5 separate regions of the Homo sapiens genome follow, and regions 2, 3, 4 and 5 are each linked to region 1. A link is a loop called in an ENCODE intact Hi-C map of the cell type or tissue named here. Cell type or tissue: heart right ventricle. All regions are shown on one strand. Each heading gives the region's core, and the rest is flanking DNA. Links, peaks and the distances in the headings are about the cores only.

Region 1 (5,674 bases), core at 784-4,783:
GAGATCCTTGCTAAGGGGCTAGGTGCTGGGCTTTGGAGTCAGGCCAGATGGCTTTTGCAGCCTGACTGAATGATGTGAGGTAGGTTGCACACCATCTCTAAGCCCAGTTCAATTACAGGTCAGCGGAGAGTGGACACACCCTCTAGATTCTTGTAAGGACCTGTATGCCTTTAGTTCAAGGCCAGGTGTACAGAAAGAGCTGTGGAAACCCAGGCTCTGGTTAGCATGAAATTTCCAAAAACCTTCAGGGAGGCAACCTGGAGGATAAGAAACAAGACTCAGTCCAGGTGAGCCAGAGCAGGTGTTGCCAGAAGCTCTGGCTTGTGCAAGGCTGGGCAGCGGACACGGTGAGGATTGGTGGGACTGCTGTGGCCGTCAGCCCATGTGTGTGTATAGGGGGTTCCTGAGGGACTAGGACACAGGGACGCTTTGGAGCAGCCAGAGCAGGGCTATCCATCACCAGAGGAACTTCAGAGGCTGCTGCTGGCTGATCCCCCAGACCTCAGGTCTAGGGGTCACTCCTTCCATTCTTTCTGGCCAGTGAGGCTCCTGCAAAGGCCAAGGATGCTCACTAAATGGGAAATGAACAAAAGCACGAACGTAGGCAGGAGTGAATGAATCAAGAGTGTTATGGTGTGAATTACCACAAGAATAGTGGTTGGTTGGAGGAAGCTTGTTCTTTGACTACTCAGGGAGGCCACTGAGTGGATGCTCTCTGAACCCCAGGGAAGCAGCCAGGCCACCTGCCCCCTTGTGCCTACAGCCCCTTCCCCAAGGCTGTGGGAGGCTGCGGGGCTGTCTGCTCTCCCCACAGCAGGCTGAGTCAACCTTCCTTCCTATCCCCTGGTGCTTATACCATCTCCCAGAACTGGGGTTTCCCTGCCACACCTGGATGTCTGCTTCTCTCCTCCTGGTACCTGCCTTTCCCCAGATCACCAGTTTGGCTGCCAGGCACCTTTCCTGCAGGGCTCTGCTGGGCTCACATGACAGGGTGTAGGTAGGCATCCTGAGCAGAGAGGGTGGCTTCACTCTGACCCGCGCCATTCCTCCCAGGCCCCTGGACTTGGTTGCTTGGCCTGCTTCAACTACACTTGGCTGTTGGAGGTGGACGCTAGTGTCCTCAGGCCAAACACTCTTCCTAATGGAGTGACCTCCGTGCTTCTGTGCTCCCCCCAATTTCAAACTGCGTGGGTTTCCCAGGTTGCCTTGCCTTCTGACAAAGTGGCAAAGTAACAGTCCCTGAAAGAGGGCAAAGAGCTTTGTCCGCAGAGGCCTTTGCAAACAGGTGGTCTCAGTACAATGTCTAGTGCCTAAGACAGGCAGAGGGACCTCCGACCTGTGTCTGGGACTGGCACCTTCTGTGGCTTAAGTCCAGCCCCGGTCTATGGGGGATGGGAGGCATGGATTGTTTGAGGGTGACCCTGGGGATTGGGGGCTCAGAGTCCTCTGGAAGACAGCCAGGGCAGAAGAGCCAGGAACCTTATTTTGTCCCAGCAGGTCCTCCAACCTACTGTGTGACTTCAGGCTAGTGAGCCGCAGTTTCCTCATCTGTAAAACATGACTGCTCACCTCGCAGGGTAGTTGAGAGGGTCTGATGACATAAAGTGTATAAAGCACTTTCAGGAGTTACCTACGTGCAGGTGTAATAAGTCCTGGGAGGCTGCCTCAATTGGTGGGAAGAGCAGCGGGCTTCATGTCAGGAGGTCCTCGTTCTAGCTGTGCTGTGTGACTCTGGGCAAGAGCCCGTCCCTCTCTGGGCCTCAGCTCCCGCAGTGTGAAATGAGGAGTTGGAGACAACCTTCACTAAGATGCTTCCTTCTTTGACGATTCTCTGATGGCCCTGTGGGTGTTCTACATGGGACAGAGGAAAGGGCTGGTGGCAGGGACAGGGTGCCCATCCTGGCTCAACTCACAGACTAGAGAGGGGTCCTTCCCAGAGCCTGCAGATGCTCTGTGCCACCTTGACATTCACAGCTCCATGAGCCGGCGGGGGCAGGGGAGGCTGTCATTTAGGATCCAATTGCATCCACAGCAGGCTGTGCTCCTGGTTAATCCTTAAGGCACCCGCCCCTCAGGAGCCTAATTAGATTTTATCCCCCGCTCAGCTGTGACCATGTCCCCATGTTGGTGCCAGCACCAGGCACGCCAGGATCTCAGGCCAATTGCTTGTTTATGAGACCGTCTGTCTTGGGATGAGGCCCAGCAGGCACAGCCAGTGAGCAAATAAGTCCTCCCCATCAGCCTTGAACCTGATGGCAAGAATCATTGTTAGTCTTCTAGGCCTCGGGCCGGCGTCCTGACCAAGGAAAAGATGTGGGTTTGCAGTCCAGCAAAACCTGGCTACAAATCCCAGCTCCATCTCTTCCCAGCTCTGGGACCTTTCTAGCCCCATGAAGCTTTAGTTTCCTCATCCCTAAAAGGGAATGATGATAATATCGTCTACTTTGTAGAGCTTTTTGGAGGATCAAGTGAGATCATTTTAAGTGAACGCCCATAATACATTGCCTTGCGTTAATATCAGGCCTTAGTAAATGCTGACCCTGTCCCAGTCCTCCCCACATGGCCTCCCTGATTCTAGGCTCTCCCGACCCCAGCCTCACCCTGGCAGTCAGGGTTTCGTTTCTGTATCTTGCCTGGCAAGCCCAGGACACTGGGTTAATGTGGCCATTAACACTTCTCTCCAAGTAGGGACTGCGGTGATTGAGTCTCACTAGACTTGAGTGAGTCCTTGAGGAAGGGCAGCCCTTGGTCCCTATGCCTTGGACCAAGCCCAGGGCTGGCGCTGTTGGTGCCGGGAGCGCAGGAAGGAGGGAACGGGGTGTGCAGCCTGTCAAGTCCTTTCACCCTCATCATCCCCTTGCATCCTCCTGGAAAGGATCCTAGAAGTTAGTTCTGAACATCCCCACCTCCCAGATGCGGAGGTGAGGCTCTGGAGGTGAGGCGTCTGGCTCAGGCTTATGGCTGGCACAGGCAGATCCCCCACTGGTGGGAACGCAGTTGCAGGGGAACACACGGTCCTCTGAGGCTCTGCCCTTGGCCACAGCGCCCTCTCCTGGCCAGGGCACGTGCAAGCCCTTTCTCGGCTCTGCACCAGCCCAAACCTTCCTCCACTGGGGGCTTCTCCATCTCTCTTGTCCGGCCGCCTCCTTTCCTTCTCTCTAGAAAGCATGCCTGGGGGCGGGGGGGAGTGAAAGTAAAAGGAGTGATTTATGAACTGAGCTGTTCTTCTTAATCAGAGAGCCCCTCCTGGGCCCCTGCTCCGTGCAGATGGGGCTGAGCCGCCATCTGGGCGACAGGAGGGGCGAGATTAATAAAGCTGTCTGGCCCGGGCAGGGGTCCGCCGAGGAAAGCCCCGAGGCACTGCGTGACCTCGGTCCCATCTCTGTGCCTTTCTGGGCCTCAGGGCTCCCATCTGTCAAGGGATGGCCGGCCTGGGCCATCCCCAAGGGCCTCCAGCTGGCTCAGGGAAGAAGTTTAGCCAACTTCCTGGGCCTCTGTGCCTCGCTGCCTGGTTCAGGGAAGAGCAGCACTGGGCTGGAGACTTTGCAGACTGGGGCACGGCGCTTCCTGTCTCTGGTGCCACACCCCACGGATAGGTGTCGTATCAGGAGCTCTGGTTTGGGGTCCAGCTGACTTGGGGCTAAATCATAGCCATGTTTTGCTAACCAGGTAAATGAACTCAGACGAGTTAGTTACCCTGCCCACGCTTCAGTTTCCTCATCTGTAAAATGGGATAATAATAATACCCACCTCCTAGGTAAGGATTAAATAAGAGGACAGGTAGGAGAAAGGTATAGTGGAGTCTGGTACATGGTAAAACCTCAATCCTAGTAGTTATTAGGCTCAGTTACCACAAAATTGTGGCAATTTGTTAGAATTTGGGTCTGTTTAGGGGAAAGATGTTTGTATCCACGCTACCCAAGCCATGTGTCCATGGTTCTCCCCTATACCCTGCTCCATTCATAACTGGTGAATGTGGGCTGGGCATCCACTTATTTCCAATATCTGATGCTGCTGATAATAATAGCTCCCATGGTACTGTGAATTCTTACAACCACCTTTGGCTTCCAAATTCATCATCACAGTTTTCCAAGGAGAACCTAGCACCTTGGAGAGGGGGGTGACTTTCCCAAGGTCTCCAGGGAGCTGGCCAAGGCAGAAACCAACCCAGCCTCTGCAGAAGCATCAGTGATGGGGTGAGCATGGCAGGTGTCACTGGGCTGTCCTCTTCCAGGACAAATGAGCCAGTCAATAGGATGGGGGCTCACAGAGGACAAAGAAAAAAAGGGAAATGAAGTTAGTTCAGGGAAGTTGGGACACCACAAGGGGTGAGCCCATTCCCAGCCAGGGTACAGCATTCAAAGGGGCTGGAGCTCCCTGGTGGGGAGGAGGCAGGCAACCGCCAGACATTCCCCAGAGTTCAGCATCTCCTCCTTGTCTCTGGGTTGGCCTATGTCATCCATGTTTCTCATATCAGCCTCAGTGTCCAGACGGAGATGAGGCAGGGAATGGTGATACAGGGGACCAGGACTGGGATGCAGCAGGAGAAGAGAAGCGGCAGGAAACCCATCACCCCGTCCTTGTTTCCCTGAGCCCTGGGGCTGGGCATGGGGTGCAGGCCCTGAACTACAAAGCTGGAAACAGCTTGAAATCTCCCGAGGATGCTTGGCCTTGTCACTGGCATCTCCAAGCCTCAATTTCATTCTGTAAAAACCACTCACCTGTGTGCCCATGGTTATTTGCACCTTGCACTCCCTGGCACTTCCCCGGCACATAGTAGCAACTCAATGTACATCTACTCAGTGGATGGTAGATGGCTGACTGGGTGGATTGAGGGAGGAAGGGAGGGATGGGTAAATGGGGAGGAATCTTTCACCCACCACCCCTTCACTGACCCCAGTGAACCTGTGGTAGCCTGCCTCGTGGGCTATTGTGAGGATTCATTGTGATCACACAGGAAGAGAAAGCACTTTCTGTAAACGCCACTTTTGACTCTGACCCCTGAGTTTGGATTCCAGCCCCATCACTTACCAACAGTGTGATGTTGGACAAGTCAATTCTCTCTCTTTTCCCATTGGACTCAGTTTCCCCATTGTACTGTGGGGATGATGGTGTGATACCTACTTCATAGGGTTGTTCTGAGCATTTCATGGGCTCACGCATGCCAGCACTGTACCCCAAGTGCACGGAGTACCTGAAGCTGGTGCACACAGATGGGGCAGGCAGTTGAAGGGCCTGTCACATAGGTATGTTTAGGCCAAATAGGGGTGCCAGCTCCCGGGGCTGTGGCCATGTCTCAGGAGGGAGGCCTCTTCTCCTGCCTTTCCATCTTCCCATCTCTACCTCTGCACTCCCCCAAGACTAGCCTTCACCATCCCCTTCCCCACAGTTCCTCTCCCCTCTGCCCAGAGTTATGCCGGTGGAGTTAGTCCTCCCCACTGTGGGTTCCCCAGCCCTGCTGTTATCTGCCTCCTTGTCTCCTCCACGCTGCCACCACCACCACCACCACTACCACCACTCACTTGTGTGCCCATGCTTATTTGCACCTCACACTCTCTGGCACAGCCCCTGGCACATAGTAGCAACTCAGTGTACGTCTACTGAGTGGATGGTAGGTGGGTGAGTGGGTGGGTTGAGGGAGGAAGGGAGGGATGGGTAAATGGGGAGGAATCTT
Region 2 (5,674 bases), core at 862-4,861, 260 kb before region 1:
TCCAGGTTCAAGCAATTCTCCTGCCTCAGCCTCTTGAGTAGCTAGGATTACAAGCATGCACCACCACGCGAGGCTAATTTTGTATTTTTAGTAGAGATGGGGTTTCTCCATGTTGGTCAGGCTGGTCTTGAACTCCCGACCTCAGGTGATCCGCCCACCTCGGCCTCCCAAAGTGCTGGGATTACAGGTGTAACCCACCACACCTGGCCGGAAATCTGGGCTTTTAAAAGTACCTCGGTTGATTCAGATACACGGGCAGTTTGAGAAGTGCTGGCTTAGAGCAAAGCTTGGAGAGGAGAAAAGTGAATATACTGCTTACATGTCTCAGAGGGTTGGGCCGGGGTTCCTCCAGTCTGAGATAGAAGAGAGACCTGGCAGGCTTCCTGAAGGAGGAGGCATGGAGGCAGTGTCGAGGATGGGTGCCAGTCTTCCAGGGAAGGAAGAGGAGAGGTGGAGGGGTGTTGCCACCAGTGGCCCAAAAGGATGGGGCTCCAGCCTCCAACCTCACAATGACCACCTCTAGAAGTTGGAGGAAGGTGGCTGCAGCCCCAGTGTGTGACAAGGGTCCTATGAATCAGGATGCCCCTGGGGGAAAGGACACCCTGAGCATGATGTCCTCTGTCCACTCTGCTTAGGAGGAAATGGGGGGCAGCACTTTCTAAAGGAGGCCCAGTCAGGACAAAACCTCAGGCCTGGGATTAGCCCAGTGGGCCTTGCCTGGAGGTGGCACCTTACGCTCTGGAAGGAGAGCTGCCCCAGCCTAGAAGGGCTGGGGGAAGGAGAAGAAAGAGGGGTCGATGATGGTCAGCAGCATCTGCCATTTCTATCATGATCCAGAGGAGGGGTGGCCAGTCTGGAGTCGCATGGCAGGTATTAGGACTAGAACTCAGTGAGGCCATTTGGAACATACAATGCCCATCTCACTGCCTCCCACCTCCTGAGCACAGGCGGGCCATTTTCCTGTTTTCGGCCCAGCACAGGCGCGGGGAGAGAAGGCAGCAAGAGGGACTTTTTTTTTTTTTTTTTTTTTTTTTGAGACAGAGTTTCACTATTGTTGCCCAGGCTGGAGTGCAATGGCACGATCTCGGCTCACTGCAACCTCCACCTCCCAGGTTCAAGCGATTCTCCTGCCTCAGCCTCCCGAGCAGCTGGGATTACAGGCATGCACCACCATGCCAAGCTAATTTTGTATTTTTAGTAGAGACGAGGTTTCTCCATATTGATCAAGCTGGTCTTGAACTCCCGACCTCAGGTGATCTGCCCGCCTTGGCCTCCCAAAGTGCTAGGATTACAGGCATGAGCCACTTCGCCTGGCCAAGAGGGACATTTTATTGTTACATATTGACTATGAACTTAGGCCTTATGAAGTCCAGCCCCCAGGAAACCTGTTGTAAACTGGGGTCTTTGTTTATGTCTGTGTGCGTGTGCATGTGTGCGTGTGTGTGTGTGTGTCCACATATATGCTGTGGGGGCTCCTGAGTGTGTACAGGGATGTTATTGATTCTTTACTACTGTATCCTGAGTGCCTAGCTCAGTGCCTGGCATGTAATAGGTGCTCAGCAAATGAATGGGTGAGTTCCAGCGTGCCCATATATGTGTTGTCAGATGAAACTCAGATCTGTAGGACCCAGGGAGCCTCCCCAGAGCTCCGGAGAGGGCAGCACTTCCACAACCTTAGAGTTCAGGCTATTTTGGGAGACAGGAAGGATTTGCAATCAGGAGACCGAGAGCCACCCTGGACAGCCAAAGGTGAGCCACATTCGCCAGGCCCTGGAGGAGAGAGAAGGCAGGGGACACAGCAAGTGCCAAGGCTGAGAGGTGTGAGATGGGCAAATCCAGAGCAAAAGGGCACACTGGGGTTAGACTGCAAGAGTCAGCAAAGACGCCAAGATACAGCTTGAGCCGCTGAGTATGCTGAAGCCTGTATTTCCTGGGCTTGGGGACCCTGGGGAAGGAATGCAGCTGGGGGGAAATGAGGGGTCCTATCATGGAATAAGAGCCATGGTGGAAGCTTGGGCCGAGAACAGGCTAATGGCCCGACTGTTGAGGGTATCAGAAGCTCAAGTGACTAGAGAGAAGGAGACGTTTGGTCAAAAGGATTTCTTTGGAGGGAGATCTGGGGATGCTTAGATTTCCAGCCCCTATGAGGGGCTGTTTTGGAAATGCCTGCCCCTCTCATGGCTTGGTTAGAGCGTCCCAGTGGATTATGAGAAGATGGTAACGTGTGTCTCCAGTGAGTTGGGGATGCAGAAGCCTAGACAAAGTTGGCTCCCACCAGGAAAATCTAAAAAGGCCAGCAAGGGGCTGCTATCTGCTAGGAATAAACAGAAGATAGATCTGAGGTGGGATTGGCTGGGATTCCCCAGAGTTCAACAGAGTGCAGAAAACAAGTATATTTTCTGGGGTTCAAACATGGGCCTGGTCTGCCAAGAACTTTGACAAAACACAGCTCTTCCTCCTCCTCCTCTTCAGAATTATGTGGACAAGTAAATCTGGGAAGGGCTACAGCAGAGCATGAGTGTGGGGTGGGCATGGAAAGCCAGGGTTAGAGCGGGCAGCAGCCACCTACAGGATGCCCCTGGCCCACGGTGTGGGAAGTGCAGCCAAAGCCTCCCGGGACAGGAAGGAGGCGTCCAGAAGAATCCACAGAGTCAGCCCTGCCCCCTGCCGGGCCCTGTGAGCAGAAGCCATCCCACAACAGGACCGGTGAGACAAAACCTTTCCTTCCCGACTCCTCTCCCTTCTGGGCTATGCCCTGGCAGCCCCGGAACTGCAAATACAGAGTGAGTGTCCCTTATCCAAAATGTCTGGACCAGAAGTGTTTTAGATTTGGGATATATATATATATATATATTTTAGACAGAGTTTCACTATTGTTGCCCAGGCTGGCGTGCAGCGGCACATTCTCAACTCACTGCAACCTCCACCTCCCAGGTTCAAGTGATTCTCCAGCCTCAGCCTCCCAAGTAGCTGGGATTACAGGCATACGCCATCACGCTCGGCTAATTTTTGTGTTTTTTAGTAAAGATGGGGTTTCACCATGTTGGCCAGGCTGATCTCGAACTCCTAGCCTCAAGTGATCCACCCACCTCAGCTTCCCGAAGTGCTGGGATTACAGGCATTAGCCGCCGTGCCCGGACAAGATCTGGGATATTTTTGGATTTGGGAATATTTACAGATACATGATAGGATATCTTGGGAATGGGACCCAAGCCTTAAACACAAAATTTATTTATGTTTCATATGCATCTTCCACACATAGTCTGGAGGTAATTTCTACACTATTTGAAATAACTTTGTGCATGAAACCAAGTTTGTGCATATTGAACCATCAGAAAGCAGAGGTTAGGTGGAATATTCTACACTCGTAGTGTCATGCCATGGGTACTCAAAAAGTTTTGAATTTTGGAGCATTTCAGATTTTGAATTTTTGAATTAGGGGTGCTCAGTCTGTAGCAACATGCGGGAAGAGGGGCATGGAGCAAGGGCATGTGCAGGGGCAAAGTAGGTCCAAGCCCCTTCTCCAGCTTGCTGCCTGCAGAGGGCAGCAAGGGCAGAAAGAAGGGTTAGCTTTGAACCAAGTTCAAAGATGCAGTTACTACCTCGGACCAGACACTTTTAATGCCAACCTGACTCTGTATTTGCAATTTAAAGTGACCTAAGAATTTTTATCACCTAACCGGGGGCAGAAAACTTGTGGGGCTGCCCGAGTTTTCATCCAGGAATGGGGGGATGAACTTCCACCGGAGAAGGAATCATAAAAAGTAAAAAAAAATAAAAAATAAAAATGTTGGGTGACAAGAATAAAGCTGTTTTCCCTTTCGCCTGATTTTGCTTATCTAATGCACTGGTTTCTGTCATTACGGCTGTGACTCTGTCTCCCCTACTAGAATGTGGGCTCCTGAGGGCGGGTCCCTGTCAGATTTGGCTGTGTCCCTCCAGCATCTGGCCCAAGGCTGGGTATTTGATAAACCTCAGTAGATGCTAATTTTCTCTCTTCTTTCGCTTGACCCTGGGTGTTTATAAGAGGTGGCATCAGGTTCAGAGGGTAGCCCAGGGTCTCACGGATGTGGACAGAGATTTGGCCCATCCTTCATGGCTCCTCCAAGCATCAGTCATGTAAATCAGTCAGGCAGTCCATCTGCCAGTGACGGGACTCAACGGTCAGGCGGTCAGACAGTTGGGCATTGATCAGGGGATGGCTGGCCGCCAGCCTTGCCAGTCAGATGGACAGACAGTCCGAGGATCACTCTGCACTCAATCTGATACAGACACCGCTTTGCAGGGTCCCCTCCCAGCACACCAAGAGTGTCTCTCCTCTCCCAGAGTCCCCCCCTTCCCAGGAGGCCTGGTCTGGGGTGCTCCTGGCAGGGTGCCCGTCCCTGATCACCGACTTGGCAGCCTCCTGGATGCTGGCTCCAGCGATGCCCCTCCTCCTTCCCCTCCCTCCCAAGGTGGGAGCTTCAGGCTCTGCCAAAGCATTACTAAGCCCGGCGGTGACGTCACCCTCCCTGGTCCCACCCCGCCCCCGGCCGGCTTACCCTTCACCCCTGGCTGCCCCTGTGAGAATGACACATCCTGGGTGGGGGAGGGGCTGTGCCCTGGGACCAACATGAAGATCCTCCCCCCACCCCAGGCTTCCTGGTGGGTGGGATCTGGTCTGATGCTTCCCCAGCTGGAGGCTGCTCAGCTCGAGCAGTTATAGTCCTGGAGACCCAGCCAGACGTACCCCAATGCACACTGAGGCTCTTCCCCTCACCAGCAGGGTGGCCCTGGACAAGGGACTTTATCTCTTTCAGCTTCATCTCGGATGATAATAGGACCTGCCTCCGGGGGCGAGTGAGCGGGTGTGAGGCTTCAAAGACACCATGCACCGCAAGCCCCTGCTCCACTTACAAGGGGACCTTCAGTCCATCTCGGTTGCCTGTGGGGTGTTCACTCCGAATTCCTCAAGGTCCATTTCAAAACTAAATGGCTGGTCCTTTGCTGTCAGGGTTAGCTGAAAGACAAGGACTTTTCACCAATGCTGTCAAGCTGTGAGGTCAACACCCATTTCCTGGGATCACAGCAGCCATCCCGCGGTGTGGGGGGCCACGTGGGAGTGGGCCTTGGACCTTGCTGCCCGTGGAAATTCTAAGCACTCCTCCTCACTTTGATTGCAGCGATTTTTCCTCCTCATTGTGGCCAAAGGCGCAATCCCAACTCCCAGCACTGGCTCTTCTCTCTTCTTCCCAAATAAATACCTGAATGGAGGTTTTATTCAGGAACAACCTTGAAATACAACCAGGCCATCAATCTCTATCCCCCAGCACCTGGGGTCTGGAGCCCCAGAATTCAGAATGCTGAAGGTTGGTTGGCTTGGCATTGGGAGGAGGAAAGCCTTCCTCCCATTCCTCCAGGGAGATCAGAAGGCAGCAGGGTCTGCTGTAATCTGCCCTGCCCAAGATCTCTGTCTGATCTCTGGAAGATCACCTGGGCTGCCCCAGCAGGTGCCAATGAACCAACACTTCAAGGGTGTCCCTCAGAACATTAGTCTTGCCAGGTGCTTCACAAAACCCACACCTACACACATCACCACCACCAAAAATCACATAATAGTAGTAAGAGTTATGTGGCTTGCTCAAGGTGGAGGGTCTATAAGAGAATTCCTCATGAAATTGGGATCTTACAGAAC
Region 3 (5,674 bases), core at 1-4,000, 270 kb before region 1:
GGCTCAAGTTGAGGATCCACTTAATCCCCATGTAAACCTGGATGGTGAGGCTGGGGCGTCTGAGGCCGGGACACCCAGCCTCCCTCTGACTCTCCGCCTCTCCCCACAGCTCCTGGGGATGGTCCTGTCCATCTGCTTGTGCCGGCACGTCCATTCCGAAGACTACAGCAAGGTCCCCAAGTACTGAGGCAGCTGCTATCCCCATCTCCCTGCCTGGCCCCCAACCTCAGGGCTCCCAGGGGTCTCCCTGGCTCCCTCCTCCAGGCCTGCCTCCCACTTCACTGCGAAGACCCTCTTGCCCATCCTGACTGAAAGTAGGGGGCTTTCTGGGGCCTAGCGATCTCTCCTGGCCTATCCGCTGCCAGCCTTGAGCCCTGGCTGTTCTGTGGTTCCTCTGCTCACCGCCCATCAGGGTTCTCTTAGCAACTCAGAGAAAAATGCTCCCCACAGCGTCCCTGGCGCAGGTGGGCTGGACTTCTACCTGCCCTCAAGGGTGTGTATATTGTATAGGGGCAACTGTATGAAAAATTGGGGAGGAGGGGGCCGGGCGCGGTGGCTCACGCCTGTAATCCCAGCACTTTGGGAGGCCGAGGCGGGTGGATCACGAGGTCAGGAGATCGAGACCATCCTGGCTAACATGGTGAAACCCCGTCTCTACTAAAAATACAAAAAAAATTTAGCCGGGCGCGGTGGCGGGCACCTGTAGTCCCAGCTACTTGGGAGGCTGAGGCAGGAGAATGGTGTGAACCCGGGAGCGGAGGTTGCAGTGAGCTGAGATCGTGCTACTGCACTCCAGCCTGGGGGACAGAAAGAGACTCCGTCTCAAAAAAAAAAAAAAAAAAAAAAAAAATTGGGGAGGGAAGGGCGTTAGATAAGGCACTCTGGGCTGTCAGGAGACTGCCTACTGGGTGGGTCAACTTATTTCCCACTATGACATTTATATCTTTATTTTTCACAATTATATTGAAGGCAGTGGGAGAGGGGAGAGGGTGGGTTTTACCTGATATTAAGGGGTGGCACCCCTTCCCCAGGCCTGATGCAGGTCCATCTAGACAGCTCAGATTAGCCTAGGCCATGCCCTAGGGACACGGCCTAGGGGAGCTGGGCTGGAGGGGGTCTGCCTGGGTAAGGGGATCTGGCTTGGCCCTGAGCTGCTTAGGGACAGGTGAGTCCTTGGGGGCATGGCACAGAGCTGGTCCTGTATTCTCCAGGGTCCGGAGCTGGCCAGGGGCGGGGAGGAGGAGGATGGCTTCTCCTGGGAGAAGGTGGGCTGGCCTTTCTTGGCAAGCGGTCCTCTGGCCCCTGGGGAGTGGGGTGGGTGAGGCTGTGCCTTGTAGGGGGAGAGGGGAGGGGGCTTTGTGTGCACCATTCTGTAAAACACACTCAAGATTCTAAGACTATTAAAGAGGATTTATAACAGTCTAGTCTGGAATGGTAGGGATGCTGCTTCCTGGGGCAGGGGAGGACCCAGGGCAGAGGGTGTGAGCAGAGTGGCTGGGTCTGCTGGAGACTGCTGGACCCCTCACTGCTCTGCCCTCCCCGCAGGCATCTGCTTCTGCAGCCTGAACCTTAGGACCGTGATGGGCCAGGCTCTGATGGGCCTGCCTGCATGCCGGGGTGCCTGGAGTTTGATTTGGTGCTAAGAGAGGTATAGATTGTACCTCTCAATTCCTGCTTCTGAAACTAGGGTATGGGTGCCCCCAGAAGCTGCACAAAAGTGGGCTGGTGATGGGGGACAGGGAAGCCACAGGATAAACTTGGCATCGCTTTCTAGAGCATCCGTTTCTGCAAAGATTTGTGGAAGGAAACATTTTCATACTAAAGAAATGTGATGGAGTAAGATGTGCAGAATTCAGGGGACTTTTTAAGATGAAATGTGAGACTTTGGGAGGCTGAGGCAGGTGGATCACTTGAGGTCAGGAGTTCGAGTCCAACCTGGCCAACATGGTGAAACCCCATCTCTCCAAAAAATACAGAAATTAGCCGAGTGTGGTGGTGCACGCCTGTAATGCCAGCTACTCAGGAGGCTGAGAAAGGAGAATTGCTTGAACCCGGGGGATGGAGGTTGCAGTGAGCCAAGATTGTGCCACTGCACTTCAGCCTGGGCAACAGAGCGAGAATCTGTCAAAAAAGAAGAAAGGAAGAAAAAGAAAACGACAGAGAGAGAGAGAGAAAAAGAAAAAGAAGCTTGCTCTTACTTGTGCACGGCTCTGACGACTGAGCCCCAGCATGCCCCTTGCCCGGCGTCATGAAGTCCAGAGGGCACTTGCCCCACCTTCTCTCATTTCTGGAGCCAGTGGGGAGGGGAACTCTTGCCTCCCTGCAGTGGGGCCAGGCGGGGCGGCGGCTAGAGTGGTGTTTCAGCAGGGACCACCAGGCGGCGCTGCAGCCTCAGCCTAGGAGCCCGGCAGAGCCCAAAGGTTCCGTGGTTACTCCCAGTTTCGCCAACGCGGGGCCTGCCAGCGTCCCACTCCAGTGGAAGCACTTGTGAAAATGCAGATTCCAAGGCTCAAGGATTCTGGCGCTGCAGATCTAGGGTGGGGACAAGGAATCTGCCTATTTGCACCCCTTTGCGTTGATTCCGGAAGATTTTCAGACCTGGAGTAATGTCTGTCCCAAGCCACGTGATGACCTCTCAGCGAATGTGGCAGCTGAGGAGGTGTCAGCGGTGGGGTCGGCTGTGGGTCCCTCTGTGGCCTTGGTCGCCTCCCTCTGGGATGGGGGCAGGAGAGGAAAATGTCGATGGTTCCACCTGGCCTGACTTCCCTGGCCCCCCACAGCTTCCACCCTCAGGAAGGGTAGCAGAGAGCTGTTGGGTGTCTTTTCATAAATGCTTTCTCACTGGGAGCAAGGGGACCTGAGTTTGAGTCCAGCTGCATCTCCATCTTCCTGTGCGACACGGGGCCTGGCAGGCTGAGGGTGGGCTCAAAGCTGTTTGCAAAATAGAGGACTGAGAAAACGTCAGAAGTTAGCGAAGGGGTGGGCTGCTTCCTCTGACACGTCCATCCTGCCCAGAGCTCACAGCTGGAAGGGGCCAGAGCCAGGATTTGAACCCCACGTATCTGACTTCAAAGACCATCCTCCTGGCTCCACTGGCTCCTGCCCTTCCAGATTTCCCAGAACAGCCCCAGGACGTGTGTAGTGTGAGGCTCTGACCCTCGCTTTTGTGAAATCTGGTCACTGTGAGCTCTGAGCCTGCTGGGTTCCTCATTTCAACCTCCTGGGGAGCACCCAGTTTCAGCAACCCACTTACTCCCAGCCTGTGAGGTTTTGGGAGGGAGGGAACATAGACCCATGTCTAACACTCAGAATCGTCCCTGCAGCCACTAATCTGTCCCATGCCCATCTGGGGCTTCCACACCTTCCAGCTGCCCTCCCTGGGCCCTCTGTGGGCTGCCATCTCTCCTGCCAAGGGCCCTGACAGGCCCAAAGGACTGGCACATGGGTACCATGTGGAGGAGAGTACAAGGGTGCTCCTTGGCAGTGCCCACCCACAGCTCCCTGGGGCAGCCAGGAAGAATGGCTGGAGCAAAGGGTTGCTCTTTGGGCTCCCGTGGGAGGTTAGAGACAGTGCCTAGGATGTGTTCAGGGAGCTGGACTTTGGGGGGCACTGATTGGCATGGCCACTGACCAATAGGTATGGAAGTCAGGCCTGAGCTGGAATGGGATCCTTACGTATGGATTGGCGGGAGGTGCAGGAGCTCTGAGAGATTGAGCTGGGGGGGAATTTTCAACTGGTGTGGAAATATTTCTCCATTTTATTCATAATAACTGGTATGGCTGGCTGGGTGAGTACTGGTGAATGGCAGCCTGATACATGTGCACATACATGCATGCACTCTCTCACACGCACACACTCGAGGCCCTGAAGGCCCCTGAGGGCTCAGTCCATTCCCAGCTGGGAGGAACCCTAGCTCTTCTTCCCTGAGACTAAGCCATGGGTGGCCCGTAGTGAACAGGGAAAGCCAAGTGTCTTCCTGCCTGGCCTTCCCGGGCCTACACTGCAGAGCCCCCTCTGCCGCTGATCACCATCCTGTCTCCTAGCAGAGCTGCCTCCAGCCTCTGCCCCAGATGATCTTCCAGGTGAGCAGGTCCCCCAGGCTGAGAGCAGCCGGGTGGAGGGGCACACTGGTGACGCTGGAGCATCTAGCCAACAGGCATCTCCTGGGCCAGCGCTCCCATCGCCTTTCTCCCCTGCAGAAGGACAGAGACCCAGGTTGCTACGCTGCCTCGGGGCAAATGTCTGGCTGTTCTCTGGGGTCTTTAGAGGCTGTAGGCTAAGGTTTATTCATTTATTCATTCATTCATCCCATGAATACTTAATGGCACAGACTATTTGTGAAGCACAGTTCTAGGATCTTAGGAACACAGCAGTGAACACACACAAACCCCCTGCCCACATGGCACCTGCATTCTGATGAGTGTAGAGACTCTTGCACACAACTGATGCACCAGGACACACGTGCACACACAGCACACGCATGCACACAGCACACCCTGCCACACGTACACAGGTACGTACCAGCACACACTGCCGACTGCTGACAGCACAGTCTGAGCCAAGTGCTGCTGTGGGATCCCTGGGGCCCATCCAAGGCCCCTTCCTGTGGAAGGAAGTAGAATGAACAGCGCGTCGAACAAACAGGAAAGTAGGAGGAAGTGCTCATCGCCCCTGCCACAGTGCAGGAATCAGCCATTGCCCTGGCAATCCCCTTCCCAACTGAAATCAAATAGAATCAGAGCAGCTGCCACTGGACGTGACAGGCTGTGCAACTTCACCTCTCTTAGTCTTATCGGGAAAATGGGGACTCTCATTCCTCACTCCCAGTGCTGTTGTGGGAGCCAAATGCGGTCACGTACACAGTGAGCTCATTCCCCAAGCAGCCCATTCCAGGACTGGCCCCAGCTTCAAGGGGAGGTTTCCCATCCTCTGGGGGATACCTTCCCTGAGTAGGAATGAGGCCCACGGGAGGACTTTGGGCCTTGGTGCCTCCGGGGCAGGGATGGCTGATTGGCCCAAGGGGCTGGGGCTGGGGCAGGTAAGACCTGTACTCAGCCTCTTGCCTAGTGGGAAGGTGAGCAGGTAGGAGGGCCATTAGAGGACATCTGAGCTGTGAGCACCCCGGCCCCCAGCTGTCCCATCTGACATCATTTCCCCAGCACCTGCCTTCTGAGCAAGGGGAATGTCAGGCCCAGAGCCAAGTGCCTCTCCCCAAGTGACCTCAGATGCTTTAAGCAGTAGCCCCTGGGATAGGAGTGGGCTTCCTGCAGGATGCTGGGGGCAGAGGGGCGGCCAGCCAGAACAGCTGGGAGTGCAGAGGGGCTGTGTGGAGGTGGGGAGTGGAAGGAGAGAGCTGGAGAGTCTCCAGCAGCCTCTTGGAGGACTGAGTGGGCGGGAAGGGATGTTAGTGGCAGCTGATAGGAGTGGAGGGGTCCATCCTCTGCCCTTGCATCACACACCTGGGTGAGCCCAGCTTGGGGCTTCCAGGGTGACAGGGGCCCTGTGATCCCAGCACCCAATCCTCTTGGTCCTGGTTCATAGAGGACTCAGGCGCTTGGGGTGGTGTCTGAGTTCTTTCCATGGGGAAGCTGTCGAGGAACCCACTTGGTGGGTCAGTGGGGGTCTGGTAAAATGGAAGGAGAGAGGCCTGTATTAGTCCATTTTCACCCTGCT
Region 4 (5,674 bases), core at 854-4,853, 130 kb before region 1:
ATTCTGGAACTGAATTCTTTTTTTACCACCGGAGACTTTCCTTACTATTACTTATCTCTTCATGGATAGCAGATCTTGAAAGTGTTGGGTCTGCCCAAAGAGCCTGTATTCATTAGGCAATGATTAATTCTTTTTCCTAGTTTCAAAATGACTCAGAAAGCCTTTTTTTCAGCCTGAGGAAACTGGAGTTCCCACACCAAGTTGATAATATTCTAGCTGGAAGCAAAGAAACACAGTGTGATGTTTTGATTAGCATGTTCAATGCCATCACATGGATATATAGGCTCCGGGCTGACTTGGGAAGATTGAAAATATGCCCCCATTCACAGGCTCTGGGGACGCTATCCTGGGAAGCTTTGTGGGGCTGGTGCTTAGTCCTGCCTTTCCAGCTGTATTAGTCCATTCTTGCACTGCTGTAAAGAAATACCTGAGACTGGGTAATTTATATATAAAAAAAGATTTAATTGGCTCACAGTTCTATAGGCTGTACAGGAAGCATGACAGCATCTGCTTCTGAAGAGGCCTCAGGAAACTTACAATCATGGTGGAAGGGGAAGCACGCATAGTGACAGATAGGGACAGGAGAAAGAGAGAGAGAGGGGAAGGTGCTACACACTTTTAAACAAGCAGATCTCACGGTATCTCACTCACTATCATGAGAACAGCACTGAGGGGACAGTGCTAACCCATTCATGAGAAACTATCTCCATCATCTAATCACCTCCCACCTGCCTGGATGGAGATCTGAGGCCCCATCTCCGACACTGGGAATTATGATTCAATTTGAGATTTGATGGGGACACATTCAAACCATATCACCAGTCATGGGTGCCCCGTCTGGCTTCTGTGCTTGCAGTAATGGAAGTGGGGAAAGGAGACCTTGGGGAGTGGGAGCCACATGTGGACTGAGGTGGTCCCCAAGGACTCCTGCCTTTTTGAAATGTGTTTCTCTCTCTTCTTTCTCTAGAGTGTATCCAGAAGCTACTGTCAGGAGGACACTGTAAGAGAACCTTGGCACCTCTGGGCCCAAAGGGAAAGACACCAGTGGAAAGAGGTATGATGTGGCAACATGGCAGGGTGGCATCTTCACTTACTCGAACAAGAGGGTCTACTCTTCTCTCTTCTTCTCTTCCTGCCCTCCAAACCACCACTTCCATGTGAGAGGGCTCTCAGCTCTTGCCCAAGGGGTGCAGGGCAGGAGAAGGGTGGCTTCACTCTTGTCCTCACCCCTAGACATTTACTCATGGGTGAGGGCAACGGGGCCACCTTGGTGCAGGAAGTGAGTGTTGATGGATGGCAGGGAGTGAGCCCTTCAAGGAAGAGTAGAGCTCCTGGGGGCTCCAGGCAGGGTCATGAGGGCTCATGGAATCTGTATCAAGGACCCCTCCCTGACCTCAGCCTCCCCCATACCCACCACAGTCTTGGGACCGTGATAAGGAGATCGCTTCCTAGGGTGATTACCTTCCCTCTGCCCTCGATAATCTTTTGGACAAAGTCTAAATCCACAAGTACTAGGATCAATCACCACATTCCATGGTGAAACTGAGAACAGAAAAGCCTTGGTCTGTTTCGGAGGCTCTGGGAAGTCCTTCTTGAGCTGACCATGATTCTGGGACTGGTGGTGGGCTGGGTGGCCTCATGGAAGCTTTCTGGATGAAAAGCCAGGATGTCTGTCCTCTGAGCAGCCTCAGCCACCAATGTGACTTATAAGTCATTTCCCTCATTGGTCCTCATTTTCTCATTGTAAAATGAGGCAGCTGCAACTTGAATCTCTGTTCCAGCACTCACGCCCTCCATTTCTGGGATTCCAAGACCAGGGCTGAAATAGAAGAAGTGACAGGTCAGGGGTTGGGAGGTTGTGGAAGGCCATGGAGAGGAGAGGGGATCTGAAAACTCCGAGGAGATCTGATTGCCTGTCTTGGGCAAAGGACGATGGCTCCGACCCTTGGTGGTAAATCACAGGGTCCGAGGTGCAGAGGAACCTTGGTTTGAGTCCCTGCCTATCAGAAGAGAAACCAGCAATATGATGGAGGGCTTCATGCGCCAGGCACAGTGTGACGCTCACTCACTGCACCATCCCATTCTGTCCTCTCATCTGTCATGTCATCTTGCCACTATGATCACCTCCACATTACAGAAGAGAAAACCAGGCCTCAGAGAAGTTAAGTGACTTGTCTAAGGTCACATAGCACTGAGTAATGTCATCGAGATTTGAAGCCACTGCCTGAACTGCCATACAATTCTTGTGTCTTTTGCTTACTTCAGTCTGTGACTTGAAGCTTAAGATTAAAAATAATTAGCCAAATCATCTCTCTGAAGTTCCATGTCCTGTAAAAACATAAAAATGGTTTGTTTCCTTGTCCTATACTTTGTTTTGTTTTGTTTTTAAATTTTGGGCATCTCATGAAATCCCTGCAGGCCTTGATTTTCTGATCTCTAAAATGGGACAGTGACACCTACTCACAGGTTGCTTTGGGGAAGACGAGGAAGACTTAGGAAGCTCCCCGCACTGTTTCTTGTACATGTGCCCTCAACACCCGCTCCACCTGCTTCCCTGCCTGGGTTGCTGGTAGGTGGTTGGGGTGTGCAGATTGTAAAGTGCTGCACCACTGCCTAATGGCATTTTCTATTTTGGCTGCCTCTGTGCCCATAGTCAGAAAGCACTTGGCCACTTTCTTAGTCACCAATCTGATAGTTCACTCACCCTTCTGGAGTGTGCCACTGGCTGCCCTAGATTATTTTAAGCTGGAATCCAAGACAGGGTGGCCGGCTCCCAGGGGCAGATAAAAACAGGGCCAGGCTGAGGCCTTAGTGGACAGTGTGGGAGGAGAAGTGAGGCCTGGGGCCTACTCAGGCTGTCCCTCACTGACAGCGTCTGTGTCCCACGGCTCACCCTGCCAGCTGCCAGGACCATAATCTTAATTGTAAACCTCCTGGCAGCAGCTGCCCTGATCCCCACAGGAAGCGGTTGCCTTATCACAGAGCCTGGATCCTGCCCAGTATTCTTAATCTGGAGAAGGCGCTGAAGTGAGTCAGAAAAACCTTCCCATCCCCAGGACCTTTCTTCTCAGGGACGTTTCTCCATCAGGGGAAGTCGTGGGCCTCAAGCCTCGGTGTATAAGAGTAAAAAATCTCTTTAAGTGCAGAGCAAAGCAGCAGGGGTGCTGTTGTTCTTGGTTTACTTTCAGGAGGACAGCCCAGGGAGCAGAGCTATTTAGCCTTGCCCCTCTTGTTAGCCAGGAAACAGATAAACATTATAGCATCACAGGGAAAATATAAAGATGACCACAAAGCAACAGGCAGAGAGGCATGTGCTGTCATGGAAAAGCTTTGCTGGGGTTTTGGAGCCAGAAGATTGGGGGCTGAGTCCCAGCTCTGCCCTTCAGTAGCTGTTTGGCTTGGGGGTGAGTGACTTGATCCCCCATAGCCTCAGTTTTCTCATCTGTAAGATGGGCAAAGAGCATGCACCCCACAGGGTGGTTGTAAGGTCAAGGTGACTACCATGGGAAGCCCCTGTTTGCTTTGAACAATGGCAGCCCCCTTGGAATAGTGTAGCCTCCCAAGGTGACCTCTTTGAAGAGTGCCAGGCTCTTGGGATGTAAGAGCTGGGTGTTTGTAACCAAACAGTGGGGTTACCCTGGAGACACATAACTCCTTCTGTGTGAGGTCTAAAAAAGGGCTGTGAGAGGGACCTGGGTTGTGTCAGCTCCCTGTCCTGATGTGCTATCACTTGGAGCTACCTCAAGTATGAGCAGTTCATCCCAAGCCTCTAGCTGATGGCTGACACTTCACTCACAGCCATCTTTACTGGAGTCTTTCTGTAGATGATTGTTAATCCTACCCACACCCCAGAAGGCGAGCATTAATAAGCTATTTAAATGACTCCAGGCTTCATGTCTAAAAAGCAGCAAGGTTAAGGACCCAAACACAGGGTTCCTAGCCCAAGGACAGTGTTTGTGGGAGCTCCTCATGGCATTCTCTGCATCTAGAGGTGCCCTCTGTGCCCATGGTGGCACTCTTCTCCAATTCACCACCCAGTCTTGCACTGAGTGTGGAGCTCAGGCAGAAATGAAAGTCTCCTGATGTTTTTATCTCCCCTGCCCATAGGGCCTGAGGCAGGCTGAGTGAGAGAAGGCAATTTCTATGGATTCCCCAGGCTTCAGTTTATCTATTTTTTTGTTATTGTTGCTCAAGCTTTTGGTATTCTAAGAATCCATTGCCAAATTCGAGATCATGGAGATTTACTCCTGTGCTTTATTCTAAGAGTTTTATTTAGCTCCTATATTTAGGTCATAGATTCTTTTTGAGTTAATTTTCATATATAGTGTGAGGTAGGGATTCAGTGTCATTCTAGTGTATGGGGACATCCACTTGTCCTTGGCACTATTTGTTGAAGAGACTGTCTATTCTCCAGTGTATTGCCATTGCTCCTTTGTCATATATCAGTTGACATATATATGCGGCTCTATTTCTGGGCTTTCAATTCTGTGCCAATAATCTATTTGTCTGTACTTTCACAAATACCACACCATTTTATTACTGTATCTTTATAGTAACTCTTAAAGTTGGGTAGTGTCAGGTTTTCCAACATTGTTCTTCTCTTTCAATTTTTGATTGGCTATTCTGGGTGTTTTGCTTCTCCAAATAAACCTTAGAATCAGTTTGTTGATATCCATAAAACAACTTGCAGGATTTTGATTGGGGTCGTCTTGAATCTGTATATCAAGTTGGGAAGAACTGACATCTTGACATTATTGAGTCTTCCTATTTTTGAACACTGATCAGTGTTTTCATTTATTTACTTCTTTGATTTCTTCAATATAGTTTTGTAGTTTTCCTCATACAGATCTTACACATATTTTATTAGATTTATTCTCAAGTATTTTATTTCTTTAGGTGTTAATAGAAATGGTTTTATGTTTTTAAATTTCAAATTCCACTTGCTCCTTGCTGGTAGATAGGAAAGCAATGACTTTTCTATATTAACTTCCTATCCTACAACCTTAGTATAATTGCTTATTTGTTCCAGGATTTTTTTTTTGTAATTTCTTTCAGGTTTTCTACATAAATGATCATATCTTCTGCAAAAAAAGACAGTTTTACTTCTTCCTTCTCAATCTGTATGCCTTTTCTTTTCTTGTCTTATTGCAGTAGCTAGGACTTCCAGTATAATGTGGGAGAAGGGACATCCTTGCCTTATTCCTGATCTTAGCAGGACAGCCTCAAATTTCTCATAATTGAGTATGATATTAACTATCGGTGTTCTGTAGATGCTCTTTATCAACTTGAGGAAGATCCCCTTAATTCCTAGTTTGCTGAGAGTTTTTATCATGAATAGATATTGGATTTTGTCAAATGCTTTTTCTGCATTTATTGATATGATCCTGCAATTTTTCTTCATTAGATTGTTGATATGATGGATTATACTATTTGATTTTTTTTTTTTTTTTTTTTTTGAAACAGAGTCTCACTCTGTTGCCCAGGCTGGAGTGCAGTGGTGCGATTTCTGGTCACTGCAACCTCCGCCTTTCAGGTTAAGAAATTCTCTGCCTCAGCCTCCCGAATAGCTGAGATTACAGGCGCATGCTACCATGCCCAGCTAATTTTTTTGTATTTTTAGTAGAGATGAGGTTTCATCATTTTGGCCAGGCTAGTCTTGAACTCCTGACCTCGT
Region 5 (5,674 bases), core at 851-4,850, 110 kb before region 1:
GATTCTTGACTTGGGGGTAAAAATGCAAGTCATCCCTTGACTTGGGGGTAAAATGCAACATGCCATTAATAAGGGGGTGCTGGTACTGACAAAATGGAGAGGATACGGGGCCATAGTCCCAGATCCAGAGTCCCCTTCTGGGGCAGACATTCCTGCCTTAGCTTCTAGGGAATGGAGAGGGACCGAACAGGCTGTAGTTAGACTGTGGGGCTCCCAGTGACATATGAGGACCAACCTGTACCAGCGTATGTCAGCATTTTTCTCTGGTGTGTACAGGCAGGCTCTCAGCCCTGCTCCCAGGGCCTCTGTTTTCAGCTCATGGTCTTGCTTTTACTCTTGTCTTTACCACAGTCATGTCCATCCATTACCTCTCCACAAAGGCCATAGATGTTGAGAATGTATTCAGGCATGAATGCCCCTAGGTCGGCCCCGCAAACTGGGTTGGACTCCGTGCTCTAACCGCTCTGGAGACTCTGTGCTATCACTTCCCCTATTTATCACAGTGTAATGCAATACTGTGGCAGTGTTCTTTGTTCACTGTCCGTCTCCATCCCGGGACAGAAGACTCTGTGAAGGAAGCTGCCACCCCCACCTTGTTCTCTGCTGCGTCCCCAGCCCTTGGGGCTGTGCTTGGTACACAGGAATCACTCCATGACTTGGTCAATCAGTGATGATAACCCAGCAACCACCGGCAAGGTAGACAGCACAAGTACATTCTCTCCATTTTCCCAATTGGGAAATCAAGGCTCCGGGAGTTAAATGGCTTGTTCAGGGTCTCACAGTTGGCAAAAGGCAGGGTTGTGAGTGAACAGCAGATCTGGTTTTGAATATTTCTACCCTAAGGCGACTGCACTACTAAGTTTAAACCTAATAATGTGAGTGGTGAATGCTATAAAAATGTGGAGTGCTGTATAAATAAAATGTATCATTAAGAATATCTATGGTGATTTTAATCATCCCTAACCACGGTAATGAGACAAAGCGTGGTTCTAAATCTGGGCAGGGCTAGTGCTAAAATCCAGATGTTTCCTAGGGGCCTGATATATTTTGCATTGTGAATGCTTTTGTTAAATGTTGATGAGATGCAAAAGGATATTTACAAAATAAATGCAGGGGATGGATTATAACAATACACTGAATACATGAGTACCCACCAACCAGATCCAGAGACATGGAAAACCCTGTATGCTCTGCCTGAAGTCACCTTTTTCCCATCCCAGATTTTCCATGTATTCCCTCTTGATTTTTTTTAATAGCTTTTTCACATCCGTTACTTTAATGTTTTCTATTCATTTATATATTCGTTCGGCAAATGCTTGTTGAGCTCTGCAACCACGGATAGAGTTACAGAGCTTCCGAATCCCACCCCTGTAGCTGTGCAGTTGTTGAAAAGGAAGAAATAGAGGTGTTTTTCCCCCCTCGTACAAAAAAGTTATCCTCATGGTACATGCCCCCTGCCCCCCACCGCCCCCTGAAGCAGGCTTTTATCCCCTCAAATGCCTCATTTGTGCTTTGGCCCAAACTGCAGCCCCCTGTGAGTTTTTTCCACAAAGTACTTGTGGCTTTGGCAAGGTGGTTTTATAATGTTGATAATGCTCCCTTTGTCTGGGGCCTCCCCCTGCCCCTTTCCTTTTCAGTCTATGTATTTTGGGTCTTTGGCGGGACTTTGTAGAACTTTGTACTTAGCAGGACTGGACTTAGCATAACTTCACTCCTGGGGTCTCTCAATCTTGCCACCTTGCCAAGCAGTGGAGCCAGGGCAGCTTCGATGCTGGGGTTCGAGGGGCAAGAGTGGGAGGTGCCCACAAACTTGCTGGCAGAGGGTTGCAAACACTTGCTACTTGCTATTTGTGTGACCCAGGGCAAGTCACTTAACTCTTCCTGTTTCCCTTTCTACAAGGTGGATACGGCAGTCGTGCCTACCTGGGCCATGTTGAGGGTTAGGCAGGCAGAGCCTGTGAAGTGCTGAGCACTGTGCCTCATGCACAGCGAGGGCCCCACCCAGCTAGCTGTCAGTAGGACAGGTGAGATGAGGGCACCAAGTGATGCCACAGGGCCCCGTGGTGTTTGGCAGTCTGAGATTTAAAAAGCTTGGCACACCCACCATGATCATTCAGGCTCCTGATGCTGTGCCCAGTAGGCTGGGCATGTGTTGTATCTCTGTTTGACAGATGAGCAGACTGAGGCTCAGAGGATGGTCCCTGCTGGTAAGTGACAGAGCACAGCAGGAGCTTCCTTTCTGTCCTGTGGGCTGCCTGCCCCAGGCCTCCTCATGGGGAGGGGCCAGATGGGCTTCTGGGGCTGGGGACAGAGGGTAGAAGAGGCTGCAGGGAAAGAAACTCTGTGGGTCTGGGCTTTGAAAGCTGGCGTTGGGTAGGTTCAGAGTGAAACTCGGTGATGTCCTCAGTGTGGTTCCCTGCCAGTTTTGTGGCATCTGCTACCCCTAGGGGGCAAGCATGAGGGCTCTCCTCCCCCGGACCCTGCTGGTGAGTGGAAGTTGCCCCAGGATCTAGGGTGATGTGGTCACTTCCCTGCTACCTGCACAGGATTATCCACTTACTTTTTTTTTTTTTTTTTTTTTTTTTAAAGACAGAGTTTCACTCTGTTGCCCAGGCTGTAGTGCAGAGGTGCGATCTCGGCTCACTGCAACCTCTGTCCCCTGGGTTCAAGCGATTCTCCTGCCTCAGCCTCCTGAGTAGCTGGGATTGCAGACACCCACCACCATGCCCTGCTAAGTTGTGTATTTTTAGTAGAGACTGGGTTTCTCCATGTTGGCCAGGCTGGTCTTGAACTCCTGACCTCAAGTGATCTGCCCACCTCGGCCTCCCAAAGTGCTAGGATTACAGGCATGAGCCACCGCTCCTGGCCTGTCCAGTTAGCATTTTTAACCCTTGCTCCATTTTCCTCTGCCACCATTTAGGGTGATCTTAGGAAGGCAAACTGCTCTGACTATTAGCCAGGGCAGGGCCTAATTAGGAAGGCATACATATGATGCTTGTGGGCTGGGGACAAGATTTGGACGGAGACACAATATAAATAGAATGGATTCTAAATCTATGCAAATTGTTTGGGGCAAAAATTTCAACTCTTGAAAAACAGTGATCTAAGCTGCCGATATTTGAGTGCTTTCTATGTGCCACTATTACTTCCATCAACTCACTTAATCCTCACATCAACCCTGTGATGTATGTACTTTTAGGATTCCCATTTTACAGATAAGGAAACTGAGGCTCAGAGAGGAGAATTAATTCTTATGTAGTTAGTGAGGAACACAGTTGCAATTCAGAGTCACCTTATGTGGATTCCAGAACCTGAACTTATCCCATCCCCACCTGCAATTCGGATCTTTCCACAGTCATGGGTGGTGCAGAGCTGGAAAAATTCCTGCAGTGGACAACTCAGTGTGCTGGCATTGCTGGCTGTGCAGGTTGATTCTCATCCTCTTAGACAGAGTGGGAAGGCAGCAGGCTTAGAGGGTAAGAGCCACACTGCCTGGCTCTCTTGGCTTCCCTGTGCCTCTGTTTCTTTATCTGTATAGTGTAAATAATAACAATCTGACTTAATAGGCTTCTTACGAGGGTTAAAGAGAGACTGCATGTAAAACGTTAAAACTCGCCAGGCCCAAAGCAATGAATAGATATCGGCAGATGTGAAGATCATCTGTGCCCAGGCAAAAGCCAGGGATCTGGCTGACCTGTCCTCCAGCTGCCAGGTGATGCTTTTGAGGGGATCTGTAGCAGTCCTTTTTTGCGAGGGTGCTCTCTGGAGTTCTCAGAAGACCCCAATGTTACTGCTCACTTAACTCGCCCTTCCCAGCCTGTGTGTTTGCCTTAAAGCCCCTCGTTACAACACAGGCAGACAGTCACACTGGCTTCTGTTCACTGTGGACCTACTAGGAGCCTGGTCCAGGCCCAGGGACATTCCAGGCATTCTCTCTGTGGGACAAGTATCATTATCCCCATTTTGCAGATGAAGAAAAGGTTGAGCATGGAAATGGGAGCTGGCTGGCAAACTTTTTCTCGTGCCTTTTCCTCCATGGTTCAGGCGGGGGCCCAGGAACCTTCGGTACACAGTTGGTGGTTGAAGCTTTGGAGGGCCAGGGACTCAGGGAGCAGCCCTCATCCCAGGACCCTCAGTCCCCAGATGGGCGGGATTGGTCACCGCAGAACCTCAGCAGCTCTTGGGCTGCACTGCTCAATGGAACTTTCTGTGTGGATTGAAATGCTGTCTACGTGCGCTGTCCAATACGAGAGCCACTTGCACATCAAACTGACTAGTGCAACCGAGGGACTAGCTTTTCAATTTTAATGAGTTTAAACGTCAAGAGGCACACGTGACTAGTGGCTACTATATTGGTCAGTGCAGGTTGGAGGATGGGTTTTCTTTTTTTCTCTTTTTTTTTTTTTTTTTTTGAGCCAGAGTCTTGCTATGTCTCCCAGGCTTGAGTGCAATGGCGTGATCTTGGCTCACTGCAACCTCTGACTCCCTGGTTCAAGCAATTCTCCTGTTCCAGCCTCCGGAGTAGCTGGGATTACAGGCATGTGCCACCACGCCCAACTAATTTTTGTAGAGATGGGGTTTCACCATGTTGGCCAGGATGGTCTCTGTCTCCTGACCTTGTGATCTCCCCGCCTCGGCCTCCCAAAGTGCTGGGATTACAGACTTGAGCCACCGCACCCGGCCTGGAGGAGGGGTTTTCTGCAAAGGGAAGTATTTGTGAGAGCTGGCAGCACCTTGCTGGTGGCTTTGTTTCTCCTGTACCTGAAGATTAAGAGGAGGTCATATGTCAGAGCTGATTTTACACTGATTCCCTCCCTGCCACTTCATGGAGAGAAGAGAGGGCCAAGTGACTGGAAGAATCCACGCATGCAGCTGGTGTTGCCTTTCTGCAAACACATCTACGTGGGGTGCCTGGGCTCGGCATGTGGAGAAAACCACAAAAAGCAACGCAGGCACGTGTGTTGTCCAGACAGGAAAAGGAACAGCAAGGGAAGGAAGACTTGCGGATTTTCCCTTCGCGCTAACCTGACAATAACACCCTCGTGTCAGTCTCTGGGTTTCATTCACCCAGGGAGAGAGTGTTGCATGAATTCATCAATGAATTCTTTTCACAGCTTACCAGTGTTTGCGTGACGCAGAGCCGTGATCATCAGAGAAGCTGAGGTTCTTATTTCCCAACAGAAATAAGTCACAGGCAGGGGAATAAAACAGCTACCCAACGTCAAATCTTGTAGGGATCTTCCCATCTTTAGCCAAAACTGAGATTAAATTATCCAATTTGGAGCCTTTGGAAGAAAAATGGCTCTATTGGCTTTTCCTTCTGCCAAGAAAAAAGCTCTTCAATTTGTCAGTTCCTTTATGAACTTGCTGTGTGTCTTAGGACAAGTTCCTTAATGTCTCTGAGCCCCAGTTTCCACACCTGACAAAGGCCTATCTTGAAGGGGGATTGTAGAAATTTGATGAGACAAAAAGTGAGGCTGGCTTTGGCAAGTAACAAAGCTCTGTTCATCCTTGAAAGTAGCCATGACATTGTGCAGAGGGAGGTGAGCTCTTGAGGAGGCTTCGAGATTGGTGATTCTGAGCTGGGAGCAAGCCAGGGGTGAATTGCGGGCCTGATACCCAGAATGATGGTATTCGTGGAATGAGAAGAAAAAAAATACCCCAGATCAGTAGG

The links. Hi-C counts contacts between places; a loop is a spot of excess contacts. Peaks named below come from ENCODE experiments on the same cell type or tissue, not always from the same donor. Only the 100,000 strongest peaks of a DNase experiment are listed, where the experiment ranks them.
Region 2: a loop joins it to region 1, with 5 times the contacts of the local background. A loop is called at or near these places in 72 of 110 quality-filtered maps.
Region 3: a loop joins it to region 1, with 10 times the contacts of the local background. A loop is called at or near these places in 72 of 110 quality-filtered maps.
Region 4: a loop joins it to region 1, with 2.5 times the contacts of the local background. A loop is called at or near these places in 14 of 110 quality-filtered maps.
Region 5: it touches region 1 in a loop (2.4-fold over the local background); 18 of 110 quality-filtered maps call a loop at or near these places.

Annotation. Positions count from the first base shown.
Region 1 is chr11:44,891,293-44,896,966 of GRCh38, forward strand. All of the region lies in intron 3 of TSPAN18 (tetraspanin 18), which reads left to right. Among named protein-coding and RNA genes, the nearest start is that of TP53I11, 57 kb to the right of the region's middle. RefSeq lists an enhancer at 1,882-2,453. In heart right ventricle, for the core only: CTCF peaks have their summits at 3,051 (motif pointing left) and 3,256; DNase peaks (open chromatin) are centred at 2,122, 2,856 and 3,049; H3K27ac peaks cover 1,746 bases.
Region 2 is chr11:44,630,294-44,635,967 of GRCh38, forward strand. No RefSeq gene overlaps it. Among named protein-coding and RNA genes, the nearest start is that of CD82-AS1, 28 kb to the left of the region's middle. RefSeq lists an enhancer at 4,827-5,615. In heart right ventricle, for the core only: CTCF peaks have their summits at 2,642 (motif pointing left), 2,846 and 3,533 (motif pointing right); DNase peaks (open chromatin) are centred at 1,708, 2,658 and 4,508; H3K4me3 peaks cover 1,346 bases; H3K27ac peaks cover 3,165 bases.
Region 3 is chr11:44,618,940-44,624,613 of GRCh38, forward strand. It overlaps CD82 (CD82 molecule), which reads left to right. Exons shown (of 10, transcript NM_002231.4): 10 at 110-1,419. The coding sequence ends at 187. Among named protein-coding and RNA genes, the nearest start is that of CD82-AS1, 16 kb to the left of the region's middle. In heart right ventricle, for the core only: CTCF peaks have their summits at 2,373 (motif pointing right) and 2,588; DNase peaks (open chromatin) are centred at 1,242, 2,382 and 3,462; H3K4me3 peaks cover 333 bases; H3K27ac peaks cover 1,148 bases.
Region 4 is chr11:44,763,459-44,769,132 of GRCh38, forward strand. It overlaps TSPAN18 (tetraspanin 18), which reads left to right. Exons shown (of 10, transcript NM_130783.5): 2 at 968-1,054. Among named protein-coding and RNA genes, the nearest start is that of TSPAN18-AS1, 30 kb to the left of the region's middle. RefSeq lists an enhancer at 2,803-3,303. In heart right ventricle, for the core only: a CTCF peak has its summit at 3,097; DNase peaks (open chromatin) are centred at 2,863, 3,243 and 3,673; H3K27ac peaks cover 4,000 bases.
Region 5 is chr11:44,784,064-44,789,737 of GRCh38, forward strand. All of the region lies in intron 2 of TSPAN18 (tetraspanin 18), which reads left to right. Among named protein-coding and RNA genes, the nearest start is that of TSPAN18-AS1, 50 kb to the left of the region's middle. RefSeq lists enhancers at 1,346-1,947, 1,948-2,547. In heart right ventricle, for the core only: a CTCF peak has its summit at 2,430 (motif pointing right); no DNase peak of the experiment used is centred there; H3K27ac peaks cover 1,604 bases.